Linked DNA regions of Homo sapiens: region 1 is linked to region 2. A link is an interaction called in ENCODE POLR2A ChIA-PET data of the cell type or tissue named here. Cell type or tissue: OCI-LY7. All regions are shown on one strand. Links, peaks and the distances in the headings refer to the core of each region. The heading gives the core; the rest is flanking DNA.

What was found. ChIA-PET counts read pairs that join two places held together with the same protein. Peaks named below come from ENCODE experiments on the same cell type or tissue, not always from the same donor. Only the 100,000 strongest peaks of a DNase experiment are listed, where the experiment ranks them.
Region 1: POLR2A ChIA-PET joins it to region 2 with 7 read pairs; 3 of 35 experiments call an interaction of 5 or more read pairs at or near these places.

Annotation. Positions count from the first base shown.
Region 1 is chr14:54,509,103-54,517,010 of GRCh38, forward strand. It overlaps CGRRF1 (cell growth regulator with ring finger domain 1), which reads left to right and starts at 804. Exons shown (of 6, transcript NM_006568.3): 1 at 804-961. The coding sequence starts at 858. RefSeq lists silencers at 465-894, 694-879 and an enhancer at 1,055-1,284. In OCI-LY7, for the core only: no CTCF peak of the experiment used is centred there; no DNase peak of the experiment used is centred there.
Region 2 is chr14:54,876,468-54,884,375 of GRCh38, forward strand. All of the region lies in intron 1 of GCH1 (GTP cyclohydrolase 1), which reads right to left. It overlaps MIR4308 (microRNA 4308), which reads right to left and starts at 1,726; the gene lies at 1,646-1,726. RefSeq lists enhancers at 4,740-4,789, 4,910-5,159, 5,600-5,689. In OCI-LY7, for the core only: no CTCF peak of the experiment used is centred there; DNase peaks (open chromatin) are centred at 5,024, 5,434 and 5,654; H3K4me3 peaks cover 1,280 bases; H3K27ac peaks cover 1,447 bases.

The sequences.
Region 1 (7,908 bases), core at 2,789-5,288, 370 kb before region 2:
TTTTTAAAAAGCTTCTGTGTGATTTAAAAAGTTTTTTAAAAATTATTCTTAAAGTGGAAACAAATACAGTTTCAAATGTTTGGCTAATTCTAATTTGAGGAGTACAAGAAGAGGAGAAAAGGAGGGGGATGTGGGAGGAAGCGGATGCTTTATTTCTAAGAGAATCTTGGATAAGCAATGCTGATTTTCCTCTATGATTAAGTCCAATCTGAAAAGGCTGACAAGTCTCGTATAAATTGCTTGTGGTAGAGACTCCTTTTTTTGTGTTTTCACTGTGCTTATGGTTATTTCATTTTGTAGAATCCAAGATGCCCGCCCTCCTCCTCCTCCTCCTCCACCCTCTCCCAAATTTGCCTAAGATATAATAGGCAGGGTTTCAGGATTTAGAAACGATGCACGTAGATTTCAGACTGCGCCTCTCTCTGACATCAGAAAACCTACATTGCCTAAGGCTGGCACAGAGTTGGCCCCAAAGTCTACTTAGAATTTGCCGGCGGAACAGCAATGACCACTGGGCCACAGCGCTTAAGACGCCCGCTGGGTACCAATCCTGGGAGTCGGGGGCGGTGCGAGTCGGGCCCCCCCCATCCCAGGTCTGCGTAGCCAATAGCTCGGGACGGGAGCGGGAGGGGCGTGGCGTGTCCGGCAGGGGGCGCCGTGATTGGCACGCCAGCTCCCGCTGTCCGCGAGGCTGCCCTAAAGTCTAGCTCATGAGAACCCCAGGCAAGTGCGGACCTACAAAGTTTGTCCGCTCCGGGGCACTGTAGTGGCTTTTACCCTGGCCGGGCGGGCGGGGCTCAGCCGGGCTGGGCTGGGCTCCGCGGCTGGAGCCGGGCTCTACCCAGAGCAAGACCCTGATGGCTGCGGTGTTTCTGGTAACGCTTTATGAATACTCGCCGCTTTTCTACATCGCGGTGGTCTTTACCTGCTTCATCGTGACCACCGGCCTGGTATTGGGATGGTAAGTGTCCCAGGGGTGAGAGACGAAGGGGCGGATACCGCCAGAGTGGGGTCGCGACGAGCAGCAGGGGGCACCGGAGCCGGAGGGCCGCGGGCCGGAGGACGTCGGGGATTCGGTGTCCCCGGGTGCCTAGAACTCCGACTTTCTCTGGGAGGAAAACAAGGTGGACGCTGCACCTGCGTCACTGCCCTGCATCACCGTTTGGTCCGTGTCGCTGGGGCATCTTGGGGTGGTACCGCATTGGGGTGTTTTACTCAGCTTTGTTTCTAGGCGATAAAGCAGCCAGGAAGGGCTTGGGCTTGGGCTTGGTGTTGGGAGAAAGTGCTTCTCTAGTAGGCTTCTGTCCCGGATTCGGGCCTACTGTGTGTCCTGGATGAGTTAGTCACCTGTGCTACAGTGCACAGACTGGACAGTAAGCGAGGTTAACAGTTGTGATTCTGACCTGAATGGAGCCCTTAGCCTCAGATCTTTCAGAGTAACTTGTAACTGAACTGTTACCGTTTGAGAATTTAATGGTTTCTGTATACATTCCACACCTTTTGAAGTAATATTTAGTCGATAGAATTGTAAAATCATAATTTTAGAGCTGGAAGAGACCTTAGAAATATGTAACACCGAGGGTAGGACAGTTGCCTATTGGAGACAAGGAGAATGGTCTGTTAGATAACCGCTGAGCAATTCTTCTAGCCTAGAGGTTCAATTTCTCTCTTGAGGAGATGCTATTGTATCATGTTTAGACAAGCCTTGTAAATAACGAGTTGAAACCGTGTAACTAGCCCACAACAGTTTTTCTAGGCTGCAGCCTCCAAAATCCCTTTGAGATGATAATAGTTACAAAAAGATCAAACAGCAGTTCTAAGTGGATAACAGCCATGGTCTGAAGAGGTCAGAGGGGACTCTGTTGAAGAGGGACATGAGCTGGATTTTGGAGAATGAGCATTTTGAAAAATAAATGGAGTTAAATGTATATAGTAGGGAAGAAAAAGCATCTCAGAGAAGACAGCATGAGCATAGGGGCAGAGAACATGTTAGTGAATAAAGAAGGCTACGTAAAACGAGTTTTAAAATAGCCTTTGGTCACATATATGTGATTGCCTTAAAGAACACGGGCCCTTGTCGGTTTCTGAAAATATATGCCATCTTTAGGAAGTGACAAAAGTTTTAACCTGTCCACACTGCTCCTCACCCTACCAGCAATAGAGCATAGAATTCCTTGCCTTGTATGTGGGTGAGGATTGGAAATACAAATTCCTTATTTGTGGGGGTAAGATTGGAAAACAAAGACCAATCTTACACAATTGGTTATTCTTGACCCATCAGATTTTATTGCTAATGTTCATTACACAAAAGTTTGTAATTGGAATGAGGAAGGTGTTGCCCATGTGAGAAAAGCAGTCTTAACACAAGATTTTTAAATGACTATAATGTTAGTGTTATTCTCTTAATGAAGCATAATTTTCCTCCACTAAGGAAAATAGTAACTAGTTGATAATTGCCTTATGTGCTTTAATTTTTATTTTAAATAGGCCAACTAATTAGATATCTTAGATATCAATCTTTAGTATTGGGAAGAGGGTAGTCAGGAGCCTCATGTTTGTAGTGGTTAACAGACAGACTTTGGAGTCAGTCAGACATAGGTTCAAATCCTGGCTCTGCCAGCTTTAAGACTTGGTTTGAAAATTTAATAATTGCCAAATCACCCCATTTAGGTAAGACTTTTTACAAGAGTGGAAGCCCATGTAATTATAGAACGTTTGGAAGTCTGGGCTAAGCACTGCTGAGGCCACAAGACCATGTAAATCCAGTCACTTCCATCCTAATTTAGGCCTAACCAGTCATCTTGTGCCTAACCCAACCATTCTCTCCATCCGAGTTAGTTTTGCCCACGTAGATAAACTTTTTACTATGTTTATTTGCAAACTTAAGCCAAGGCCATGTATTTATTGACTAGAAATGATGAAAACTTGGACACCATCTAAATCGCATAAAAACATCTTTCTAATAGTACCAATAGTACCCCAGTCAGAAGGGTAAACTAGTTAATACGCATGTTTTTCACCCTTGTCATTGTTTTGTTTTGTTTTAACCTCCCATAATACCATCTCTACTGTTCATGTGTTTTCTGTCATGGTTTTTCCCTTGGTACTTCTCTGAGTTTTTCACTATTTGCTTCTTTCCACTGTTTGCCATGTCTGCCTGCACTGTGTGGGAGTGGAGAAAAAACAGGAGCATATGATTATTGGAATCCCAATAGCAATAGCAAAGAAGCATGCAACTGGAAATATAGTATTTTTCTTTCACCATGTGGTGGTTTCTGTGATCTCTGATAGCTTTCTGCAGGCACTGAGCACAAAGAAGCCCAAAAGTCCATTTACATCCTTTAACAGTTTCAAATAATCAGGGACCATGACTCCAGTAGCTATTCCCGGCCTCCTCTTGACCACAGTTTATTAAGCTGTTGACCTCAACTTCATACCACCCTCTGCTTTGTGAATCTAGGGCAGAACTCTAAACTACATTTCTTCTTTGCAAGCTGACTGCCCATTGGGCTTTGCCAACAAGGGAGGGAGACTGGAAAGCTGGAAGAGGATGAAGGGACTTGCTGCTTCCTGTTGATTCCTTTTCTTGTCTGTCACTTGCCACAATAGTGCCTCACTCTGGCATTAATAGTTGGTCCCACTTGTTCCAGTTTATGCTTTCCTACTCTGCTAGAATCAGCCTTATGCACTTCCTTAAAGATACCAGTATCCTTTCCTCAGATCTGAGTCCTGAGCTCCATAGAGTCTCTCCTCCACATTTCTAAACTATAGTAAATTCTCTTTATTCTCTTTTCTCTGTTCCCTTGTCCTAGGAGTGATAGCTGCTTCCTGCTGTTACTACTTCTTATCACATAAGTAGGACTCAGTGTCCTCTTTTTGCCTTTTCAGTTCTTCAACATATGGTTAACATTTTTCATATGAAAATTTCTCTTGATGTTGATGCTGACAACTTTAAAAATCAAGTCCAATCTCTCTGTTAAAATAACGGATGCATTTTCAGACTCCTGCCTGGACCCTGACTGATAAAGAAATTGTCACTAAGAATGGGATCCTGGTGAGAAAACTTTCAAAGATAGAATTTGGGGGCATCGGTTTGGTAATTTCTTTAGCTCTTTGCCAATGGGAAATAATCTAGTAACCCACAACATGTAGTGGCATCACAATCAAATTGATACATTTGGTTGATTGTGATAAAATTATTTCTGAAGCTGTGTGCTGGAGGACCAAGTGGCTAAAGCGCTTGACTGTTAATGGCAGTAATGATGACTACAGGGACTGAGGGAGAAGTGAGAAGTGAGATAGGTGCTTCTTTGTTCACTGGAGCACTGACAGAAAGCAAATGACAAACTCAGGTCTTCAAAGCGTTAGATCGGTCAAGTCTTAGAGAATCAAAAAGTTTCCATGGTTCTAAAGCACTTCATTTTGTGTAGCCACGGAAAGACTTGCTAAAAATTGGACACAGTTTTATGTTATGTTATGTTATGTTATGTTATGTTATGTTATGTTATGTTATGTAATGTTATGTTATGTTATGTTATTTTTGAGACAGAGTCTTGCTCTGTTGTCCGAGCTGGAGTGCAGTGGCATGATTTTGGCTCACTGCCTATAATTCCAGCACTTTGGGAGGCTGAGGCAGGAAGACTGTTTGAGCCCAGAAGTTCAAGACCAACATGGGAAATATGGCAAAACTCGGTCTCTACAAAAAATAGAAAAATTAGCCAGGCATGGTGGCAGGTGCCTGAACACAGTTTTAACTGCGATAGTAATAGAATTACCTAGCCTTTGTCAGTGTCTCATTTAGAATATTGTTTGGAAAGAAGTAGAACCCTGAGACTTGGAATGGGGACATCTAGGTAGACATGGACAGAGCTGAGAATCTTGAAAAAAACTCCAGTCACTCTGAGCCTCCATTGTTGACAGAAGCTGCTTACTTTTGAAAATTAGCCTTCTCTTGCTTGAAGATCCTGTAATAACCTCACCTAGGGTAGTTTCTTTGCAAAGGGCTATCCACACTTAAGAGCTACCTCTATTATCTTGTCATGAGGCCCAGATCTCTGCATGTTGCCTAGTATAGGGACAAAATCTGATCTGACTAGAAATAGTCTGTCCTTGAAAAGAATTGCAAAATTTTGCTAATTTATATCTGTGGAATCCTGAGGAATATATGTGAGGATGGATTGTAAGCCGGAGAATAGAATGTAACACTAGATCAGATCATATTTATTCATCTGGGTATATTCTCAAGAAATTCTGCATCTAAAGCGTTAACTCATACTTGTTTGTTTGATGGAAACTTGGACTCATTGGTGGCCTGTATTTTATAACGTTGAGATTTCTGTTGTTGTTGTTTTTAAACATTTAGGTTCAGAGGTACATGTGAAGGTTTGTTACATAGGTAAACTCGTGTCATGGGTTTGTTGTACAGATTATTTCATCACCCAGGTATTAATCCCAGTACTCAATAGTTATCTTTTCTGCTCCTGTTCTTCCTCCTAACTTCCACCCTCAGGTGGATCCCAGTATCTGTTGTTCCCTTCTTTGGGCTCATGAGTTCTCATCATTTAGCTCCCACTTATAAGTGAGAACATGCTGTATTTGGTCTTCTCTTCCAGGAGATGGAACAGAAATGTTGAGTGCCTTCTAATTTCCTTGTAAGTACTGCTTTATCAGCATTCCCCCACATTTTGACACATATGTCTTCATTTTTATTCAGGTCATAATTTAAAATAATTTCCCTTTTGATTTTTTTCTTGACCTCTAAGTTATTTAGAAGTTTGTTATTGAGTTTCCAAATATTTGGAAATTTTAAAGATATCTCTGTTACTGATTTATAATTTGATTCCATTGTGGTTAGCATACTTTTTATGATTTGACATCTTGTAAATTTATTGAGACTTGTTTTATAATCCAAATATATTCTCTCTTTGGTAAATGTCCTAATGCACTTAAAAATAATATATATTCTGCTATTATTGGGTGAGTTTTTTGTTTTTTTTTTTTTTTTTGAGACAGAGTCTCGCTCTGTCACCAGGCTGGAGTGCAGTGGTATGATCTCGGCTCACTGCAACCTCCGCCTCCTGGATTCAAGCAATTCTCCTGCCTCAGCCTCCAGAGTAGCTGGGACTACAGGTGTGCACTACCATGCCCAACTAATTTTTTTTTTTAATTTTTAGTAGAGATGGGGTTTCATCATGTTGGCCAGGATGGTCTCGATCGCTTGACCTCATGATCTGCCCGCGATGACCTCCCGAAGTGCTGGGATTACAGGTGTGAGTCACCGCGCCCGGCCGGGTGAGATGTTTTATAAGTGTCAATTAAGTCAAATTGGTTGATAGTGTTATTCAAGTTTTTGATGTCCTTACTGATTTTCTATATATTGGAGCTATCAGTTATTGAAGTTGTGGGGAGTATTAGAATTTCTGACTATAATTGTGGATTTATCTATTTCTCTTGGCAGTTGTATCAGTTTTTGCTTTATATTTTGAAGTTCTATTAATAGGTACATAAACATTTAGGATTATTTTGTGTGCATGATGAATTGACCCTTATATCACTATGAAATGGACCTCTTTGATCCTGGTAATAGTCTTTGCTCTGAGATCTACTTTGTCTGGTATTAATGTAGCTACTTCAGCTTTCTTTTGATTAGTGTTAGCATATACATCTTTTTTTCATCCTTTTACTTGTAAACTCTTTTTGTCTTTTTATTTAAAGTGGGTTTCTTGTATGCACCATATAGCTAGGTCTTATGTTTTTATCCAATCTGATAATCTTTGCCTTTTAACTAGGGAGTTTAAAACATTTACATTTAATGTGATTATTGATATTGTTAGATTTAATTCCACCATCTTGCTATTCGTTTTTTGTTTGTTTTGTCTGTTCTTTGTTTCTTTTCCCCTCTTTTATTTTACTAGTCTGTTTTTTGTTTCTTTTTCCCCTTTGTTCAGCCATCATTTACATTAGTTAAATAATTTATGTGATTCCATTTTATCTCCTTTGTTGGTTTATTAGCAATAACTTTTTTTAGTGGTTGCTTGAAAGTTTATAATGTATCTCTAACTTATCACCATCTACCTTCAGGTAATATTTTAAAGAGATATAAGAAAAGCATTATAATTCCTCACGTAGTTACCATTTCACTGCTATTTATTTCTTTGTATCAATCCAGATTTTTATTTGGTATCATTTTTCTTCTTCCCAAGGCATACTTTAATTTTTCTTGTTGTGCAAGTCTGTTGGTGATGAATTCTTTTAGCTTTTGTTATGTTTGAAAAAGTCTTTATTTTGCTTTGGAAAAATATAGGTATAGAATTCTAGATTGACAAGATTTTTTTCCTGTTAGTTCTTTAAAGATATTCTGCCTTCCATTGCTTCTTATTAATATTAAAAAGCTACTGACATTCTTATCTTTGTTCCTCTATGTGTAGTATATCTTTTTTTCCTTTTCTTTGGCTACCGTAGCATATCTTCTTTCTTTTTCTTAGGATTTTCTCTATATTACTGGTTTTAAGCAATTTGATTATTATGTGCCTTAGGTAATTTTCCTTGTTTCTTGTGCTTGGAGCTCATTGAGATTCTTGGGTCTGTAGGTTTTTATAGTTTTCAACATGTTGGGGAAGGTTTTCGCCATTATGTGTTCAAATACTTTATCTGTCCTCTGCAAACTTCAGTGATATGTTAAGACTTCAGTTACATGGCTGACTAAAAGTTGGCTTACTGATGCTTTTTGTTGTTGTTGTTGTTCAGTCTTTTTCCTTTCTGTGTTTCAATTTCAGTACTTTCTGTTATGTTGTCTTCAAGATTACTAATCTTTTATTGTGCAATACCTAATCTGCTGTTAATCTCATCCACTATATTTTTTATCTAAAACATTATCTTTTTCATCTCTAAATATTGATTTGGGCCTTT
Region 2 (7,908 bases), core at 3,539-6,038:
TGTACCCTAAAACTTAAAGTATAATAATAAAAAAAAAATTATAAAGTACTGCATGGTGATATGTGCCTATAGTCCTAGCTATTCAGGCGGCTGAAGCAGGAGGATCCCTTGAACCCAGGATAGGAGTTTGAGGCTGCAGTGAGCTATGATTACACCACTGCATTCCAGCCTGGGTGACAGAACAAGTCCCTGTCTCTAAAAATCATAATAATAATAATAATTTTTAAAATTGTAGTATAGTATGTAGCCTTTTGTGTAATGAAAGTGGAAGGAGGAGCTATGAACATATGACATATACATATGAATGTATATGCTTATCTGCAAAAAGAAACACTGGAAGGATAAATTCAGAAGCTAGTAAAAATGATTACCTGCAAAGCAGTAAGAGAAGAGACAGAAGGGATATGGATGAAAGGGAAGCATCTTTGAATATAATTTGTTACACAGTTTTGACCTTGGAATCATGTAAATGTTTTACATACTCAAAATTAAATCAAAGAGAAAAAAAATCTAGTGATCCTCATACAGCTAAATGCTTCATGTGATAATGGAACACTGATATGTTGCCTATGCCCCATTTTATTAAAATGAACCAGACTATAACCTTGACCTAGCCAAATCATTTTTCTTCAGTAATAAAGTTTCCCTGCTATATTTACTTATGTTTTGCTCCAACATATCTAAAAGCTACCATCTGTAGGTAATAAGAACAGAACACTATCACATATTGTTTTAATTTCCTGCCTGTTATCAGCAGCAAGAAGGTAACCCTGGAAACAGGGATTTATGGCATTCTGTTTCCTACGGTTGGTCACAACCACAAACAAAATGAAAGCAGCCTCCACAAGTTAAAGGTTTGTCTACAACAACACCACACAATGTCAGTTTTCAGGTATACCTTTCTCATGTCATTCATAATTAAGCAATGTCAACAAATAACACTGCTGGGTAACATCCCTCAAGTATTTAGTCTGCCAGACCCTTTTCTGAAAGTATAGTAAGACAGGCCCACAATACAAGCCCAAGTGCTTTTTTTTTTCTCTCGAGACAGGGTCTCCCTCTGTTGCCCAGGCTGGAATGCAGCGGCACAATCTCAGCTCACTGCAACCTCCACCTCCTAGGCTCAGGTGATCCTCCCACCTCAGCCTCCTGAGTAGCTGGGATTACAGGCGCAAGCCACCATGCCTGGCTAATTTTTGTATTTTTTTGTAGAGATGGGGTTTCGTCATGTTGCCCAGGCTGGTCTCAAATTCCTGAGCTCAAGGGATCTGCCTGTCTTGGCCTCCCAAAGTGCTGTGATTACAGGCATGAGCCACCATGCCTGGCCCCCAAGTGCTTATTTAAGCATACTTCGAAACAGGGGTTCCCAGACTCCCGCTGTGGGCCTGTTAAGACACAAATCTCTAGGCCCCACCCCTAGGGCTTCTGTTTCAGGTGATCTGAGCAGACCTGAGAATTTGCATTTCTAACAAGTTCCCAGAAGATCCTGAAGCTCCCGGTCTGAGAACCAGAGTGCCCCTGGTTTGAACTATTTCATGTTTTGTGCTGCTACACAGAAACTTCATCTCTTCAAAATGCTCCTACTCAAATATATAGGTAAATATTTAAGGACAAACAGACCTGTTTCTGCTGTGGAGAAAGTGAGGGAAAAAGGTAAGAAGAAACTCCAGGGAAAGATTTCCTCAAAAGGAAATTTCTGTCCAATGGAGTTCCCTCTGAACCCATAGTATAGGAATTAGTGCCGTCTGGAGTATCTGGTGATCAGCACCAACAACTCCAGCTCTCTGAGGAAGCCGGACACCTGACGCATCTCCCTGGAAGGACAGAGTTAAAAGACAGTGGAAGATGACTTGGAACATCTGAGTGAGCATCCATCCTAAAGGATAGGAAAGAGCTAATGGAGTCTGCCTACTGGTTTTAAAATTAAGAGAAGAGACAGAGAGAAGTGCCTAGGGCATCACACCTCTGCTTTTGGCTGGAATTAAATCAACTCAAGGTGCTAACAAAGATAAGCCTATCCTGATTTGGTGGAGAATGGTCCAGACCCTCATAGTTCCATCTAATATCAGAGCTACCTCCACCAGCATACAGCGCTTATCTCATCATGCCTCGTAGTACCATGGTTATTTGTGCCCACGTCCCACAGACACACTGGGCTATAAGTTTCTGAGTTAAGCATTATATCTGAAGGCTTTGGAGCTTCTACACACTTCCCTGTAACACCATGCACAAAGCTGGAGTTAAACATAGATCTTCTGTGTTTATTCAATTAATATGTCTGTCTTTACTCTATGATTCACTTTTTTTTCTTTTTGAGACAAGGTCTCGTCCTGTCACCCAGGCTGGAGTGCAGCAGTGCAATCACCACTCATTGTAGCCTCCATCTCCCAGACTCAAGCAATCCTCCCACCTTGGCCTCCCCAGTAGCTGGGACTAGAGGTATGCCACCATATCCAGTTAATTTTTTATTTTTTTGTAGAGACAGAGTCTCATTATGTTGCCCAGGCTGATCTTGAACTCCTGGGCTCAAGCTCCTCCTACCTCAGCCTCCCAAAGTGCTCGAATTACAGGTGTGAGCCACCACGCTGGACCAATTCACTTCCTTAAAATACATTTTTAAATGAAGGGACTCCAAAGAAATTCATGCAGCCAAGGGAACATAAGAATTTTCAGCTGGGCACAGTGGTTCACGCCTGTAATCCCAGCACTTTGGGAGGCCAAGGCAGGTGGATCAATTGAGGTCAGGAGTTCAAAACCAGCCTGGCCAACATAGTGAAAACCCATCTCTTCTAAAAATACAAAAATTAGCCGGATGTGGTGCCATGCACCCGTAGTCCCAGCTACTTGGGAGGCTGAGGCACGAGAATCACTTGAACCTGGGAGGCGAAGGTTGCAGTGACTTCAGATCACACCACTGCACTCCAGCCTGGGCAACAGAGCAAGTCCCTGTCTCAAAAAAAAAAAAAAAAAAAAAAAAAAAATCACTGCCATCTTGTTGGTAATAGCAAAAATAGAGAAGAGTGAATCAGAAGAACAATTACACAGTTTGGGTAAACTCACAATAAAATATGACCCAGCAATGAAAGTCAGTAAATTTGGGCTGCATTTATAAATCCTTGAAAGGATATTCAGTGTAAAAAGCGTGTAGCAGAAGGATATGTAGAGTATGAGCCATTTAAATTAAGTAAAAACAATGTTACATGTTGTTTGTAAACATATACAGAAAATGAAAGTATAAAAATAGACATGAGGCCGGTCGCAGTGGCTCACGCCTGTAATCCCAGCACGTTCGGAGGCCGATGAGGGCAGGAGTACAAGACCAGCCTGGCTAACATGGTGAAACCCCATCTCTACTAAAAATACAAAAATTAGCTGGGTGTGGTGGCACATGCCTGTAATCCCAGGTACTCAGGAGGCTGAGGCAGGAGAATCGTTTGATTCTGGGAGGCGGAGGTTGCCGTGAGCCAACATTGCACCACAGCACTCCAGCCTGGGTGACAGAGTAAGGCTCTGTCTCAAAAAAAAAAAAAAAAAAAAAAAAAGACATGAAAGCAATCCCAGCTACTCAGGAGTCTGAGACAGAAGAACTGCTTGAACCCGGAGGCGGAGGTTGCAGTGAGCCAAGATCATGCCACTGCACTCCAGTCTGGGCAACAGAGCAAGACTCCATCTCAAAAAAAAAAAGAAAGTTAGGGACCAAATTCAGTATAGTGGTTACCTCTGTAGTGAGATGATAACTGGATCAGGAAGTGATAACTAGGAAGTTTAAACTATCTGTATTTTTTAAAAGCAATTATAGCAAAATACTAAGATTTGTCAAAACCCAATGTATTTTGATTAAACTTGTTCATACAGTCTTGTATATGTGAGAAATTTCATTAATAATATATTATAAAATATATATTTTATATATAATATAATATATATTATATAATACATAATATATAAAATATATATATACTCCATATATATATATACTCCATATAAATATATACTCCATATATATATATACACTCCATATATATATATACTCCATATATATATATACTCCATATATATATATATACTCCATATATATATATACTCCATATATATATACTCCATATATATATACTCCATATATATATACTCCATATATATATATACTCCATATATATATACTCCATATATATATACTCCATATATATATACTCCATATATATATATACTCCATATATATATACTCATATATATATACTCCATATATATATACTCATATATATATATATACTCCATATATATATACTCCATATATATATATATACTCCATATATATATATACTCCATATATATATATATACTCCATATATATATATATATACTCCATATATATATATACTCCATATATATATACTCCATAATATATGGAGTGTAATGCTGCAATCTCGGCTTACCGCAACCTCCACCTCCCAGCTTCAAGCGATTCTCCTGCCTCAGCCTCCCGAGTAGCTGGGATTACAGGTATGTGCCACCATGCCTGGCTAATTTTTGTATTTTTAGTAGAGACAGGGTTTCTCCATGTTGGTCAGGCTGGTCTTGAACTCCCAGCCTCAGGTGATCCGCCCTCCTCAGCCTCTCAAAGTGCTGGGATTACAGGTGTGAACCACCGCGCCAGGCCAATAAAAATATTTTTTTAAATTAAGGTCTTCATACACATGCTGGCATTTGTTTTTTCTATAAAAATAAAAAAATTTTAAAAAGAAACAAACATTAAAAAAACAGGTTACCTTTGCATGGAGGGGCTATAGGAGGAGGGCAAGGAGGAGTACACAGGAAGACCCAGCCAGCTTCACGCAGTGCTGCAAACTCTTTCAAAATCCTCCCTAAATCACATCCTGCAACTCAAAGTCTTCTGCCCTGAAGATGGCATTAAGATGTTTTGCTTTCTACCACCTGTTTGAAAAATTTGTCCTACAAGTAAGAGCATGTTAAAACAAATTCAAAGAGGAAAAAAAAATCGCTCTCTCTGCTTTCACTTTCATCATGAGTACACCTCTTGTTAGAGCTTCCGACACTCACAGCTTTTTGTACTTACCAAGACAGAATTTGGAAAACTTGGCCAAAATAAGCATGAACCCAAACATTCCACAGACTGACACAATGGCGGAAACTAAGACGACTACAGACAACCAGTCACACCATCTGCTGGAGTGCACAGAGCTGCCGCACAGCTTTGATATGCTCCACAAACTTATTTCATAAACTGTAGGTTTGTCAGCAGGAAAGACCTAATGTATTGCAAAAAAAGTAAAAGTTTGGTTATTTTGGAAATTTTCACTCCATCTTTGGCAGAGACAAATTCATATGTTGCTCTTAGCTATTAAAATATAGCCAAAGCTATTGAAATAGATGTTCTCAGCTGCCCTCAAAATAGTACTGACATGCATGTTTCCTTCAGCCAACCCAGTACTGATGAGCTATTCTCATCCTCTCAGCCAGCCTTGTCACAAACACTACGTTTCTTGGTAAGAGTTCAAGTTTTCACGTATAAAGTTATCTTTACTAACATTTTGCTCCTCATTACAACAGTAATATTCATGGAAGTTTATCGGTAAGATGTAGAAATAATCAAATGAGAAAGTGAAAGCACATAAAATCCCTCCACCCTGATGCAATTACTTTACTGCCTCTTAGGGGAACCGCACGCACAGTGGTTCAAGATGTAGAATGGTAAAGTAGAAGGAATGAATAAAAGAGTCCAGAGCTCAAGGGTGTTGGACATTGATGCCAAATTACAAGTTATCCTTCTGCCCCACTGCTCAGCTTCTGAGATGTGCATGGCAGTGGCCAGGGCCTCTCTGTACTGAGGTAAGGGGAAAGTACTTATTTTAAACTGTTTAGATTTATTGCTGGATAAAACTGAAGGCTGCCAATCATGTATACTATTAACTCTCAAAGTTATCCAAGCCAAAGAACTCGCCTTTCTGGTCTCAGTTTACTACTCTGAATATTTCTGGTAGACCAAAATTAGAGCCTTAGAAACTGTCTAAGGAATCAAAACAGTGTATTCAAGGAGTCATTTTTAAAAACACACACACACTTGCCAAATTTAGTTTTTTAACTGGATAATTTTGTATATCTTTCACAATCCAGCTGTTAAACCGAAAATGGAATTTACGAAACAGATGGTGATAACAAGGTCTAGTTCACAGCAGTTCTACAGAAAAAAAAAACACACCAATCTGATTAAACTATCCATTTGCTTCAAAAGCCTCTAATAGGCTCGTCCCTTATCATCCTACATTCACTTATACCACGAGATTTCATACAGATGGGTGTGATGGAACCATCTGTAATCCCATCCAAGTAAGTACCATCAGAGTGCGCAAGCCACCATCATTAGTGACAGATGAAGAGATAAGGGATCTTCCTTCGCAACAGGGGTTCCCAAATACAGCCAATCAACAGGGAGTTTTGGAAAATATAGCGTCCCAAGCTACCCAGCAAAAATCTCATTTACTATGTGTAGGGATGGACCCAGGATAAGTCGTTTTAAAATCTATGTGATTCTGGTGACTGGCTGGGGTGGGAGCACACAGGCTTGAGAGCTGAGGGTACATGAGGGTTGAAAACAGACCCACTGCTGGCCGGGCGCGGTGGTTCACGCCTGTAATCTCAGCACTTTGGGAGGATGAGGCAGGTGGATCACGAGGTCAGGAATTCGAGACCAGCCTGGCCAACATGGTGAAACCCCATCTCTACTAAAAGTCCAAAAATTAGCCGGGCACGGTGGCGCGTGCCTGTAATCCCAGCTATTCGGTAGGCTGAGGCAGATGAATTGCTTGAACCCGAGAAGCGGAGTTTGCAATGAGCAGAGATTGCGCCGCTGCGCTCTAGCCTGGGCGACAGAGTGAGACTCCGACTCAAAAAAAAAAAAAAAAAAAAAAAAAAAGCCCGGTGCGGTGGCTCACGCCTGTAATCCCAGCACTTTGGGAGGCCGAGGCAGGTGGATCACGAGGTCAGGAAATCGTGACCATCCTGGCTAAGACGGACAAAGTCCGTCTCTACTAAAAATACAAAAAATTAGCTGGGCGTGGTGGCAGGCGCCTGTAGTCCCAGCTACTCGGGAGGCTGAGGCAGGAGAATGGAGTGAACCCAGGAGGTGGAGCTTGCAGTGAGCCGAGATCACGCCACTGCACTCCAGCCTGGGAGACAGAGCAAGATTCTGTCTCAAAAAAATAAATAAATAAAAAGAAAAGAGAGAAAACAGACCCACTGCTGGCCCAAATTTGCTGTTCAGCAAGGCCAAACAGTGGGCAATTCTTCACTGTAACCCTCACTACAGTCACCACGTCATTCCTGTGGAACACTATGAGGCCTGGGGCAGGGGTGGGGTGGAGGCAGAGACAAGGAGGAAACTGGAGCCAACTCCACCTAAAGAAGGTGAGGCAGGAAGGACCCAGGTAGAGAACCTCTACGTGGTTCTTTTTGCTGGAGCAAAGTTTAAAAATTTGTGAGGACCTCACATCAGAAAGTTGTACCCACATTCTAGAAAAATATCCCCCACTTAAGAAACCAGTTGCATCCTACAACCAACTCATTAGAAATCAATGTCTAGGGTAATACAATAAAGTTTTCATAGTTCTGAGCTGAAAACAAATCTATCAAACCATGACCTCAAGCAACTTGAGATCTGCAGAAATAAGAGGCCTAGGTGTAAAAATATTTGGAGAATGACTAGAGGTTAAATTGTAAAACTGATAGTTCACATAAATGAAAACTTGTGGGCTGAGACAAAACAATATGATTGTATTGAAGATTAAAATTTTACCCAGGCCTAAAGGTCGAGTAGGAGGAAAGGTGGAGGGAGGGTTTCCTAGAAAGGGAAAGGAAGAAAAGTACCATATAAAATAAGATATGGAAGTGGGA